2 separate regions of the Homo sapiens genome follow, and region 1 is linked to region 2. The links are chromatin loops, found by intact Hi-C in ENCODE. Cell type or tissue: B cell. All regions are shown on one strand. Each heading gives the region's core, and the rest is flanking DNA. Links, peaks and the distances in the headings are about the cores only.

What was found. Hi-C counts contacts between places; a loop is a spot of excess contacts. Peaks named below come from ENCODE experiments on the same cell type or tissue, not always from the same donor. Only the 100,000 strongest peaks of a DNase experiment are listed, where the experiment ranks them.
Region 1: it touches region 2 in a loop (17-fold over the local background); 52 of 110 quality-filtered maps call a loop at or near these places.

The regions. Positions count from the first base shown.
Region 1 is chr12:49,060,473-49,066,806 of GRCh38, reverse strand. It overlaps RHEBL1 (RHEB like 1), which reads left to right. Exons shown (of 8, transcript NM_144593.3): 4 at 106-188; 5 at 275-331; 6 at 529-576; 7 at 1,376-1,457; 8 at 1,615-2,131. The coding sequence ends at 1,704. It overlaps KMT2D (lysine methyltransferase 2D), which reads left to right and starts at 6,013. Exons shown (of 55, transcript NM_003482.4): 1 at 6,013-6,334. RefSeq lists an enhancer at 5,946-6,195 and a silencer at 6,246-6,334. In B cell, for the core only: CTCF peaks have their summits at 2,499 and 2,704 (motif pointing left); a DNase peak (open chromatin) is centred at 2,696.
Region 2 is chr12:49,232,002-49,238,335 of GRCh38, reverse strand. It overlaps a transcript of TUBA1C not described here. Among named protein-coding and RNA genes, the nearest start is that of TUBA1C, 30 kb to the left of the region's middle. RefSeq lists a silencer at 3,570-3,859. In B cell, for the core only: CTCF peaks have their summits at 2,759, 2,960 (motif pointing right), 3,534 and 3,743 (motif pointing left); DNase peaks (open chromatin) are centred at 2,995, 3,685 and 4,435; H3K4me3 peaks cover 1,851 bases; H3K27ac peaks cover 1,977 bases.

The DNA.
Region 1 (6,334 bases), core at 908-4,907, 170 kb after region 2:
TATAGTAGGGCGTGCCCCAGGGAGGGTCACCTGGATGTTGTCCCACCAACCTTTGCCATCTTAGTGGTTTGGATCTAGGTACTGATGTTTCCCATTTCTTGCCAGGATGAGTACAGCATTCTGCCCTATTCATTCATCATTGGGGTCCATGGTTATGTGCTTGTGTATTCTGTCACCTCTCTGCATAGGTAAGTGACCAAGGTTGTGAGTGCGGGACTTGGGAGAACCTGAGGACTGTCTCATAAAGTTATAGCTCCAATTCTTGTGTTTAAAGCTTCCAAGTCATTGAGAGTCTGTACCAAAAGCTACATGAAGGCCATGGGAAAACCCGGTAAGTGGCCCTGGGGGATAGGGACATAGTGTGGGCATGAGGGGGTGGGAGAGAGCAGAGGGGAGAATTGTCAAGTTAGAGAGGAGGCTCGGATATAGATCCTGCCTGGTCTGATAAGGAGTCGTCCAGCCTTGATGTAAGGAGTTGGGGAATGCGGGGAATGAGGGGATTCTGAAGTAACTGCTGTTTCCTCACAGGGTGCCAGTGGTTCTAGTGGGGAACAAGGCAGATCTCTCTCCAGAGAGGTATGTAAATCTCTGCTACTCAGAGCAAAAGGAAGTGAAATGGACTGGGAATCAGTCAGGCTCTCATCCTGGCTCTTCCACTGACTCAAACAAGTCATTTCACCTCTCTTTGTCTCTAACCTGAAGCTTAAGGAAGATAATACTTCTATCTTAAAAGCCACAATTTCATATTTCAAGCCTCAGTCCTAGATTCACCCATTGTTCCTTTGTTTACCTATATTTTCTCCTTCCACAGCCCTCCTCCCAAAACTTGGGGAAATGGCATGGGTCAGAGAAAGTCTTTTTCTTCTCTATTTTTTTTTTTTTTAGACGGAGTCTTGCTCTGTTGCCCAGGCTGGAGTGCAGTGGTGTGATCTCGGCTCACTGCAACCTCTGCCTCCCGGGTTCAAGCGAGTCTCCTGCCTCAGCTTCCCAAGTAGCTGGGACTACAGGCGCGTGCCACCACGCCCAGCTAATTTTTTGTATTTTTAGTAGAGACGGGGTTTCACCATGTTAGCCAGGATGGTCTCGATCTCCTGACCTTGTGATCCACCCGCCTAGGCCTCCCAAAGTATCGGGATTACAGGCACAAGCAACCGCGTGTGGCCCATTTTTTTTTTAATAGAGATGGTGTTTCCCTGTGTTGTCCAGGCTGGTCTTGAACTCCTGAGCTCAAGTGATCCACCACCTCGGCCTCCCAAAGTGCTGCATTACAGGCATGAGCCACTGTGCCTGGCCAGGAAGTCTTGATTCTGAAGATTTTTCAGAGCACTTACTGACATTTCTATCCTCCATCTTTATGTCCCAAATTTGCTTCCAGAGAGGTACAGGCAGTTGAAGGAAAGAAGCTGGCAGAGTCCTGGGGTGCGACATTTATGGAGTCATCTGCTCGAGAGAATCAGGTGCTGGGCCTGAAGACTAGAAGGGTGGTGATGGTAGCTGTGTTTTCCTTATTGTACTGCTTGGTGGTGGGAATGTTGCGGGAATGGGGCTTTCACCCCAGAGCTGGGTGGTATTGGCACTGAACTGACTTTTGCCCTGAATCCTCTCCTCTTATAGCTGACTCAAGGCATCTTCACCAAAGTCATCCAGGAGATTGCCCGTGTGGAGAATTCCTATGGGCAAGAGCGTCGCTGCCATCTCATGTGAGCCCTTGGGTGTGGGGTAACTGCCTTGCTTCTGCCCCCGGCACTTGCCATGTTCCAGTGGGGGGCAGATCCTCAGGACTTCACGGGTATGGTTGCCAGCTGTGTTCCTGGCCCCTGGACACACAGTGTGGCATCCTCATGTTTGCACACTTTCCCCAGGCTCCAGTGGCCTGGATGTCAATGTTTACAAAGGGGCAAGGACCTCTCATGGACACTGGCCTCTAGCCCTCTGTTTTTGTTTGATGAATTCTGTTATAACCTATGGGGTCAGGATATGAGTCCTGGGCATTATTTATCCAGGACCCATCCTCTTGGGTGGGTTTTGGGTGTTGGCTGGGTAAGGGGAGCCGGGGACTTCTGAAATAGAGCTGGCTCCCTGGGGTGACAATGTATATATGCAAATAAATTGAGAAATCTTTTGTTGTTGACTTCTTTTTCGTGTGTGTGTGTGAGACGGAGTTTCACTCTGTTGCCCAGGCTGGAGTGGTGCAGTGCTGCAATCTTGGCTCGCTGCAACCTCCGCCTCCCAGGTTCAAGCAGTTCTCCTGCCTCAGTCTTCTGCAGGCACCCGCCACCATGCCTAGCTAACTTTTTTATTTTTAGTAGAGATGAGGTTTCACCTAGGCCAGGATGGTCTCGAACTCCTGACCTTAAGTGATCCACCCACCTCAGCCTCCCAAAGTGCTGGGATTACAGGCGTGAGCCACTGCCCCCGGCCTTATTTTATTGTTGACTTCTATGTATCTAGTGAGAGCTCAGAGCCAAGATCTCTTTTTCCAAGGAGTGATGGCTGTGGTCTTTGGTGGGATATCTTTCCTCCTACCTTGTTCCTATTCCTTATTCCTCACTTATTAAGGACCATTATCCTAAGATTTACTACTTGCCTTTCCCACCTTTCTATTCTGCTGGGTTCCTCATATACTAAGTCCAGTTGGCTGCCACTCCCATCCAAGTTTTGTAGCCTTTCAAGATCCCCTTAATTACAGAAACACCACCCTCTAGTGGCCAACTGCAACATGCTGACCTAGCTGTCTTCCTGGGGCCTCGGCATTTGCTTGGATTCAAAGATGATGGGGTTTCAGGAGAAGAAAGGAAGCCCCTCATTCCTAATGATGTAAGAATTGAGAAGGAGTGTAGAGGCAGAGACTAAAGTGTTGTGAAGACTTTGACTTCCCAAGAGTGTTGAGTAAAGTAAGAAATAATGCCTCCGGTGCATATCAGTCCCCTGGCCCTCCATGTCCCCAGTGTCTTCCATTAAAATGGCCGTTCTTTGCTGTTTTCATACCTTTAATCTTTTTGTACTTTTTACACCTTTGGTGGTGTGCTACTTTTTTTTAGGTGTCAAAGGCTATTGGTTCTGCTTTTATGGGCCTACCGCCTCAATGAATTGATATTTCAGCTAGGAAAGTTTGGTCCTGTTTGCCTCTGCTTTTCTTGATCCCCACCCTCCCACCAGCCTGATTGCCTAACTAGTCTAATACCTCCTCCAAGGATGTGTAAGGGTTATTTGAATGGTAGATCTTCACAGAGAAGGTACAGACCTCTTCTGACAACTGGGGGAGCCCGAGGTACCCTATCAATGTACTTACTTGGGAAGGATTGACAAAACCTAGATGTGATTTTTAGCTGTGACTTTGTCAGTGCCTGGCTCCAGGCTTACAGTTGGGGATATGGCTTGTCATGCTGATTTTCAAAAGTCCTGACAGCTGCTTTTGCTTTTCTGATCCAGAATCTAAAAAGAAATAAGGGCTGCTAGAAGAAACATACTCCAAACAACAATCTCACTGGCTTAGGAGGTTCTTCTGGTAGGTCACCACTGTCTCTCCTTATGTTAAAATTAAGTCTTTTTGCACATCTGACCTGGGATACTCATTACATGAGCCTACCTTCCTGCTGCCATTTTCATGAGGTCTGGGGTAGACTTAGAAACATCTAAAGTTTTCTAGTTTATCAATAATCTCAAGGCCTGGGGACAGTAGTGATAGTGGTTAATAGCTCCTCCACTTAGCTGTGTGGCCTTGGGCGGTCACTTAACTTCTCAGAGCCACCATTTCTCATTTATGAAGAGTGGCTAAGTGTGCTTCATAGAGTTGAGATGAAAATTAAACGAGGTAATATATGCAAAGCTTACTACAGTTCTTCACACATAATAAGTCCTTAAGAAATAGTGGGGTGGTGGCTGGGTGCAGTGGCTCACGCCTGTAATCCCAGCACTTTGGGAGACCAAAGCGGGTGGATCACCTGAGGTCAGGAGTTTGAGACCAGCCTGGCCAACGTGGTGAAACCCCATCTCTACTAAAAATAAATTAGCTGGGTGTGATGGTGGGCGCCTGTAATCCCAATTACTAGGGAGGCTGAGGCAGGATAATCGCTTGAACCTGGGAGGCGGAGGTTGCAGTGAGCCGAGATCGCGCCATTTCACTCCACCCTGGGCGACAAGAGCGAAACTCCATCTCAAAAAAAAAAAAAAAAAAACCAAAATAGTAGGTGGCTATCTGTGTTATTACTGGAGGTCTTTCTGGTGAGGGTCTACCTCTCCCTGCCTCTGGGTGCAAACCTGGGAGGGGCCTTCCATTTTCCAACTTGTTTCTTGGTTAACTTATTCTATTGTAATTAAAACAAGTGTGGGATCACTGCTGGAGTTTTTTTTGCTCAAATATGTGTGAATGGTCAGTGCAGAAAACATGATGCCAATGTGTGGCTGGAAGAGGACAAACCTAGTCCTGATCCCTCCTATTACTCTTACCAGTAGGGATTAAGGTCTCCTGCACTGTCTAATATAAAAGCATCACCTCACATGTGGCTATTTAATTTCATTAAAATAAAAAGTTCCTTACTTGTACCACCTGCATTTCAAAGTGCTCGAGAGCTGCATGTGGTTGATGGCTACCATATTAGATAGTGTAGATTTAGTCCATTTCCATCACTGTAGAAAAGTTCTGTTGGGACCGGGCGCGGTGGCGCATGCCTGTAATCCCAGTACTTTGGGAGACCAGGGCGAGCGGATCACGAGGTCAGGAGTTCGAGACCAGGCTGGCCAACATAGTGAAACCCTGTCTCTACTAAAAATACAAAAAAGTAGCCGGGTCTGGTGGTGTGCGCCTGTAATCCCGGCTACTAGGGAGGCTGAGGCAGGAGAATCGCGTGAACCAGGGAGGCGGAGGTTGCAGTGAGCCGAGATCGCACCACTGAACTCCAACCCGGACGACAGTGCGAGACTCTGTCTCAAAAAATAAAAAAAGTTCTCTTGGACAGCATCGTAAACCCTTTCCTCACAAAGCTGGCATTGGATCGAATCTGCCTGCCTCTTTCTCCACATCTTCTTTTAAAAAAACGTAGTATAATTATTTGTAATCCTAGGAAAAACGTGGCCTTTGGTTTGAATAATGGCTCAACTTCTCACTAGATGTAGTTCTGTGGGCAATTTTACCTATTGTAGCCTTAATCTTCATCTGTAATATGGAGATAATTCCATGTAACTCATAATGAAGGCGAGGAATAACTAAGAATATATAAAGTATCTGGACATAGTTAATTTGTCTCCTTTTGTCCACCCCATGTGTGCGTTGATGCAGAAGAGGCATTCCAATGTTTTCTCATCCAGACTTATGGTGGGGGGGTGGTGCCTGCAAAGAGTATGTTTTGCGATCTTGTCCAGGACAGTACTCCGGCCAGGTAGCAGCGAGGCTACCTCAGTTTACTAAAAAAGGGACACGGGTACTGAATATCTGGAAGGACTGGAGGTGGGAGTGGGGGCACCCTGAAAAGGGAGGCTCTACCTTTATGTTTCGATGGGGAGGTGTGTATAGTGACTGTGTGGGCACCGACAGTCCTTCCTCACACGGGGGACTGGGAGTCAGGAGGAACGACTAGGGACTCGTCCAGTTTTCTTCGGGTCCCCAAACGTGGCAAGAGTCCACCCTCTGCAGCGCCAGGCGCCGTACCTCACTTTCTCCATTTGCGGACTCCAGTTCCCAGGATGCTGAGCAGCGGCCAATCTCCTGGCTCTTCTTCCATCCCCCTCCCGGGAAAGACTGCCCCTGGCCAAAGCAAGGGGCAGTTGGAACTTCAGGGACCAACGACTGCAAGGGTATGGAATTAGACAGCGGCCAGAGTCCTAGTTTCGCGGCCTGGGCGGTAAATGAGGCGGCTCCAGGGCCGCGGCGGAGAGGAGGGGGGCTTCGTTCCCACGTGTCTGCCCTGCTGCCGGCCCGGCGCGGTCGGGGTTAACCCGGAGCGGAAGGATCCCGCAGCGTGTGCGTAGAACTGCAGAGTCACAGCCTTTCCTCCGAGAGGGCGGGATCCCTCCGCCGCTCCGCTCCAACACAAAATAGGGCCGCCTCTTCTCCTTTCTCCCCCTCTCGAGTGGGGTGCCCCGGGCAAAAGGCCCCCCCGGATCTAGCGCCGAAGGCTTCACGAATCTTCACGACCGCTGCCCAGCTCTTGGGCCAGGAAATAGCCCCTTCGCAGGAACCACCCTACCGGCCGAACAGGAGGCGGAGGGGGGGAGGCGGAGCGGCGCCGCGCTGCACTACTTTCCTCTCCGGTTGCAAATGGCTGCCTCGTTCCCCACTTTCCGCTCAGTTTCCTGACCCCCCGGTGCCGGGAGCCGGGGTTGGGCCATGCACCTC
Region 2 (6,334 bases), core at 1,417-5,416:
TCACAGAAGTATTCTGTGTTGATTGTTGAGTGACAGCACAGGAGAAACTAAATTAGTTTTTTCTTATATATTTTCACATTAGCAGAATTGTGGGATACAATAGATGTGGCACTAGCCATCAGTATTTCCTATTCTAGTCACAGTTCGATACCCAATAACTTCGTCTTACTAGTTTTCTGATACAGTTCACTCATGCATTGCCGGAGTGAACTTTTTTTTTTTTTTTGAGGCGGAATCTCGCTCTTGTCACCCAGGCTGGAGTGCAGTGGAACAATCTTGGCTCACTGCAACCTCTGCCTCCCAGGTTCAAGCTATTCTCCTGCCTCAGCCTCCTGAGTAGCTGGGATTACAGGCGCCCACCACCATGCCCAGCTAATTTTAGGATTTTTAGTAGAGACGAGTTTTCCCAAAGTTGGCCAGGCTAGTCTCAAACTCGTGACCTCAAGTAATCCACCTGCTTCAGCCTCCCAAAGTGCCGGGATTACAGGTGTGAGCCACTGCACCTGGTTTCTTCCCTTCCCCTCCATTCCCTTTCCTTTTTCCTTTCCTTCCTCCCTGCCTCCCCACCCCTCTTTCTCTCTCTCTCTTTTTTTTTTTTGACAGGGTCTCTGTCACCCAGGCCAGAGTGCAGTGGCGCGATCATACTCACTGCACCCTCGAACTCCTAGGCTCAAGGGATACTCTTACCTTGGCCTCCCAAGTAGCTGGGACTGCAGGCACATGCCACCACATGTGGCTAATTTTGAAAACTTTTAATAGAGACAGGGGTCTCACTGTGTTGCCCAGGCTGGTCTTGAACTCCTGGGCTCAAGTGATCCTCCTGCCTCAGCCTCCCAAAGTGTTGGGATTACAGGTGTGAGCCACCACATCCAGCCCAGGGTAGATTTTTATCTTATTTTTCTTTTTTCCTTTTTTTTTTGAGACGGAGTTTCACTCATTGCCCAGGCTGGAGGGCAATGGCACGATCTCGGCTCACCGCAACCTCCGCTCCCAGGTTCAAGCAATTCTCCTGCCTCAGCCTCCCGAGTAGCTGGGATTACAGGTACGCGCCACCACTCCCGGCTAATTTTGTATTTTTAGTAGAGATGGGGTTTCTCCATGTTGGTCAGGCTGGTCTTGAACTCCTGGCCTCAGATGATCCACCTGCCTCAGCCTCCCAAAGTGTTGGGACTACAGGTGTGAGCCACGATGCCTGGCCCGGATTTTTATCTTATTTCTCATCTCGTTTTGTTAGTTGTCTGAGTATCTTCTTCAAGCACCCATATAGAAAGTTAACATTTTCTCTATGATCAGTATCATGGTAGAATCAGCAGGTCTCATTCACGAGGGCTTAGTTATTGAAGTACCAAAGGATGTCCTTATAACATATTGACTATACAGTCATGCTTTGCATAATGATGTTTCAGTCAATGGTGGACCTCATTAATGATGGTGGTTCCGTAAGATTATAATATCATAATCCGGACTGTATCAAATACTGTTCCTTTTCTGTTTAGCTATGTTTAGATACAGGAATACTTATCATGGTGTTATAATTGCCTACAGTATTCAGTACAGTTACATGCTATATAGTTTTGAAGCCTAGGAGCAATAGGCTGTGTTATATAGCCTAGGAGTGTAGAAGACACTACCACCTAGGTTTGTGTATGTGCACTCTATGTTTGCACAGTGATGAAATTGCCTAAGGATGCATTTCTCAGAAAGTATCAGTCATTAAATGACACATGACTTATATGGAAGTCACATGACATGGACCCCAAGGACTACATAATCAGTGAGGCTTCAGTAGGCTATACTGTTGATAAAGCTACTTCATCTCTTTCAGGAAAATCATCATAAGCTCATCTCTGAATACAACATTCAGTTTTGTTGGAAAGTAACTATCAAGGTTTGCCGGGTCAGAACTATGCTTGATAACATGTTTCCATTACAAATGCTTTCTATCCCTCATACCATATTTTTCCGGGTGGGTGGGCCAACTGCAATCTGCTCTAATATTCTGCTTTCTACCAGTTCTCCCAACGTTTTCTGATTATGGACTTTAACAAAGTGCAATACCGGGGAATGCAGGCTCATGCTGAAGTATATGTATAAATGTGTTTGCTAATGCATTTAGACCCTCATGTGAAAAGGGCCTGAAGTCTTCTAAATAGAAAAATCTTCAACTGAATCAGAACTGACTGAGGAGTTTGGAAAATGTTGGCAGGGCTTCATGATCTTATATCAAACCGTGGCAAGGCCACATTTTAACATCTCCCTACTCCCAGATTAATTTCATTTCTGTCACCCTCTTCACCTTGGAAACTCCTCCCATTCAGCAAAATCAGAAGCATTCAGAATAAGCACATTGTGATTTCTGTCCCTGAAACCCGCTGTGTGCACTGATGGAAAGCATAGTTTTAGTTTGTAGCCCTGTGCCCGTGGGCCGGTGGAGGAAATTAAATGAGTTGAGCCTCAGGTTTTCCTCAGAGACCAGCAATGTAACAAATGACGACTCATTGAGGCCCGAGGGCTCCTCAACACAGGCCACTTTCTTGCAGAGAGTCAGCCTGGTCTCTTTTTATTTTTTAAAAACTATGTAAGATTTTTTTTTTTTTTTTTTTGAGACCGAGTCTCACCCTGTCACCCAGGCTGGAGTGCAACTTTCGCCTCCCAGGCGAACTGTAACTTTCGCCTGCCAGGTTCAAGCAATTCTGCCTCAGCCTCCCGAGTAGCTGGAATTACAGGCGCGCACCACCAGGCCCAGCTACTCTTTGTATTTTTAGTAGAGACGGGGTTTCACCATGTTGGCCAGACTGGTCTCAAACTCCTGACCTCAGGTGATCCACCTGCCTCGGCCTCCCAAAGTGTTGGGATTACAGGTGTGAGCCACTGCGCCCAGCCTGGTCCAGCCAAGGTGCCAGCGAGTCTCTCCTGGACAAAAAATGGGGCGCTGACCTGCAACCCCGACACCTTTCCGGAAAGGGCCTTGCAGCGGCGCGGCGCGTCCAGCAGATGGCGCCCCAGCTGAATTTTCGCGAGCTGTCCTCCAAGCTTGCAGAAAAATCTGGAACTAACAGGAAGGGGAATTTTTTTTTTTTTTAAGCATTCTAATTTTCAACCTATACTGCCTTTTTGTCCGTGTCAGGAGCCCTTTTTATTCGAATAAGTTGCAATGCATTTGAGATGTCTAAAAGACTTTTTGATTACGCAATCCCAAATTAATTTTTTTTTTTTTTTTGGCCGGGCGCAGTCGCTCACGCCTGTAATCCCAGCACTTTGGGAGGCCGAGGCGGGCGGATCACGAGGACAGGAATTCGAGACCAGCCTGACCAACATGGTGAAACCCCGTCTCTACTAAAAATACAAAAATCAGATGGGCGTGGTGGCGGGTGCCTGTAATCCCAAATACTCGGGAGTCTGAGGCAGGAGAATCGCTTGAATCTGGGAGGCGGAGGTTGCAGTGAGCCGAGATCGCGCCAGTGCACTCCAGCCTGGGCAACAAAAGCAATACTCCGTCTCCAAAAAGAAAATTTTTTTTAGGATGTCCACTCTTCCAAAAGACCCAAGAGGGAGGTTTTCAAACAGCATTAATTGTCACAAGAGTTCAGAAACTTTCGCGGACAGCGATATGTGAAGAAAGGCCGCTTCTAAACAGCAGGGCGTGGCGGGGGCGCGCTCGCCGGGCCGCGGCGGAAGTGGCCTTCGTGGCGGGCGGGGCGGCGGCTGCGGCCTGGAGATAGCGCCGCCTGCTGGTCACCGGGGACAGAGCGCTCGGGGCTCGCCAGGACTGCGGCGCCACGCGGGTGGGAGCCCGAGCCCAGGCCCAGGCCCTGGCGCTGCACGTCACCGTACTAACCAAGGAAGCAAAGTCATGGACACAACCACAGCCTCCTTTCTGCTCTGCAGAGAAACCTGGAAGCCTACTCTGGTTTGGAGAGTAGTGTTTCAACGAACTTAACGGTTTTTAGCGCTTGCCACAGCTAAACAGGGTGGACTTGATTTTTAGGGTGTCCTTGTTATTTAAGACAATGCTAAAGGAGAATGAAAATTAGAACCTGGTAGGGGACTGCTTTCATTTATTCTCTCCTGCTTTAATGGGATTTACAACATATTAAAAGCAGTTATCAGAGGCAAATTGGATAAATGGGCTAGGGGTTGCGTTTCAAGGTGGAGGCGTTTGTCATTTCTGACTGTGGCCCCTCGTTTTTATTCCAGGATCGTTGCAGTGCCATTTCTAGGTCCCTCCTCCTCTCCCCACTTCCCTTTTCTCTGCACCCATTTGACAGGAGCCTCTGCAATCATCTGCTTATTGCGCGTCACCGTCATCCAGTGGGAGAGCCTTGTGGTACCACCTTTCTCCACCTATGGCTGCGGCCCGCAGGAAGATGACGGGTTGCGCTTCTGCTCTGGAGCCAGCCCTGTTGCCGGGAACTGCAACCCGCAAGATGATGCCAGAGCTCAGCTTCCCTCTTTTTATGTTGCAGAGTTTATGCTGCCCTGCACTGAGCAGACGCTTTCGCTTACGCAGCCCTGCCCTTCACCTTGCCCAGTGATTCCGGAATAACCTTCCGGACCCTCCTACTTGCAGAGGTTCGTTGCTTCAAGCGTCATAATCATTCATCTCCGTTTTTCCTCTAGTGATGAAGGCTCGTGGACGGACCACGGTTCACTCGGTCTAGGAGTCACGCTGTTGATCAGGTTGTCAGACATCAAAATTCCCATCTCCCATCAGGGCACAGCTATAGGGCTCTGGGTCAAAACAGGGCCTTCTCTTTTGTCTGGTAGCACCAGAAACACGGTAATTGGGAACCCATCAGGAATGGAAGGCTCCTTGAGGCCCTGGAGATGGAATGTTGGGCCCCCAAGTCCTGAAAGGAACCAGTGGGGCTGTAATCTTCACAATCTGGATCCAGCCAGAAGAGCACTGAGAGCTCAGTGTTTGGAGGACAAAAAAGGGCAATGGATATACAGTAACTTAGTGAATCAGGGCCCGGATCCAGGAAGATGCCTGACATTTGTTTATCAGCAGAGAAACAGAAGTAAAGGAGGGGAACCTTCTCCTAAGTGTTACTGTGTTATGAAAGTGTCCTTCAGGGAGAGGCGACATGAACAGGGCAGCTGATAACGTTGATACTGTGCAGGCACACATCTCCCCACATTCCCCAGGCTGCTGAACCAAGTGTACCAAACTAATCGCAAGGACACAGCTTTGAGCCTCCCCGGCGGCAGTCCCTGGAGAGAGTCCGCTCAGACAAAGCAAAGCGCGCTCCCAGCGGGGAGGGGTGGCCACTTTTTCTTTGTTCTCCCTTGGAAAATCGGCTGTCTCTCAAGTCTCGTAAACCAGCTGCTTTCACTTCTTGCAGGGGGTCAAAATCAATTAATCACCAATCATGTTTGGACAGCACAGTTTTGAAGCCCTGAACTCTGTGAAATGCAGGGTCAAACTATTTTTAGAATTTTAACATGCCGTTAAGTTTGTATTCTGAGTTTCCCAGCAAAAATTTCTGAAATGTGCCCCACTTTGAAAAAATAAAATAAAAAGAACACCTCCAGAAAAAAGGTGGTGGAGACAGAGTGTTTGGGATTGTACTTAACCCCAAAACGACAAGTCATACATCTTACACTTAGGAATCTCTTCTTCACAGAAGTATAAGTTACTGAGCAGATATCTTTGCCTGCTGAGAAGCCCCTTCAGCAGTAAAAGGGAGAGCTCTCTGAGAAACCTCAACTTTCTACATTATAAGTGATATTTTTTTCTCATAAGAAGGATTTAACATAGCGCCTTTTTAAAAATTCAGAATTGCCTATCCCTGATTTAAGTGGGGGATCAAGACAAAGGGTGCCTGACTTCTGTATCAGGAATAGGCGTGCCACTCCCCAAGCACTTGGAGCATCTGCTGCCTGGGCTGATTCTTAAACCGAAATCCACACGTGGCTTGACAGCTGAAGTGCCCTTTTATGTCCAGTTGGAATTTCATGTTGGGCAGGCTGCAATGAGTTCATATCCAAACAGAAAATGGGTTCTGTGGGTCAGAGAAAGCTTACTGTGCTGAGAAGGACAAGGTGGACATTTTGTAAATACTATAGGTTTATTTCCGGGGAATTTATCCGCAAAAATGAGGTTGCTTCATTCCCTTCACACAGCATCCTCAGGCCCTTTCAGACAGTTTCTGCTCTTTGGATTTCATCTGCTTGCTAAATATCCACTCCTGTTGTGTCCAGAACAAGGGACTATCTGCAGGTTACTGTGAAAGCAAGCGTTGGGTGGCCCTGAGGGCAGCTCCTCCCAATCAGCTCTTGTCCTCCTTCTGTCAGGCCCTCTGGAGGAAATGAGAGCCACCCCCAGCCAGGA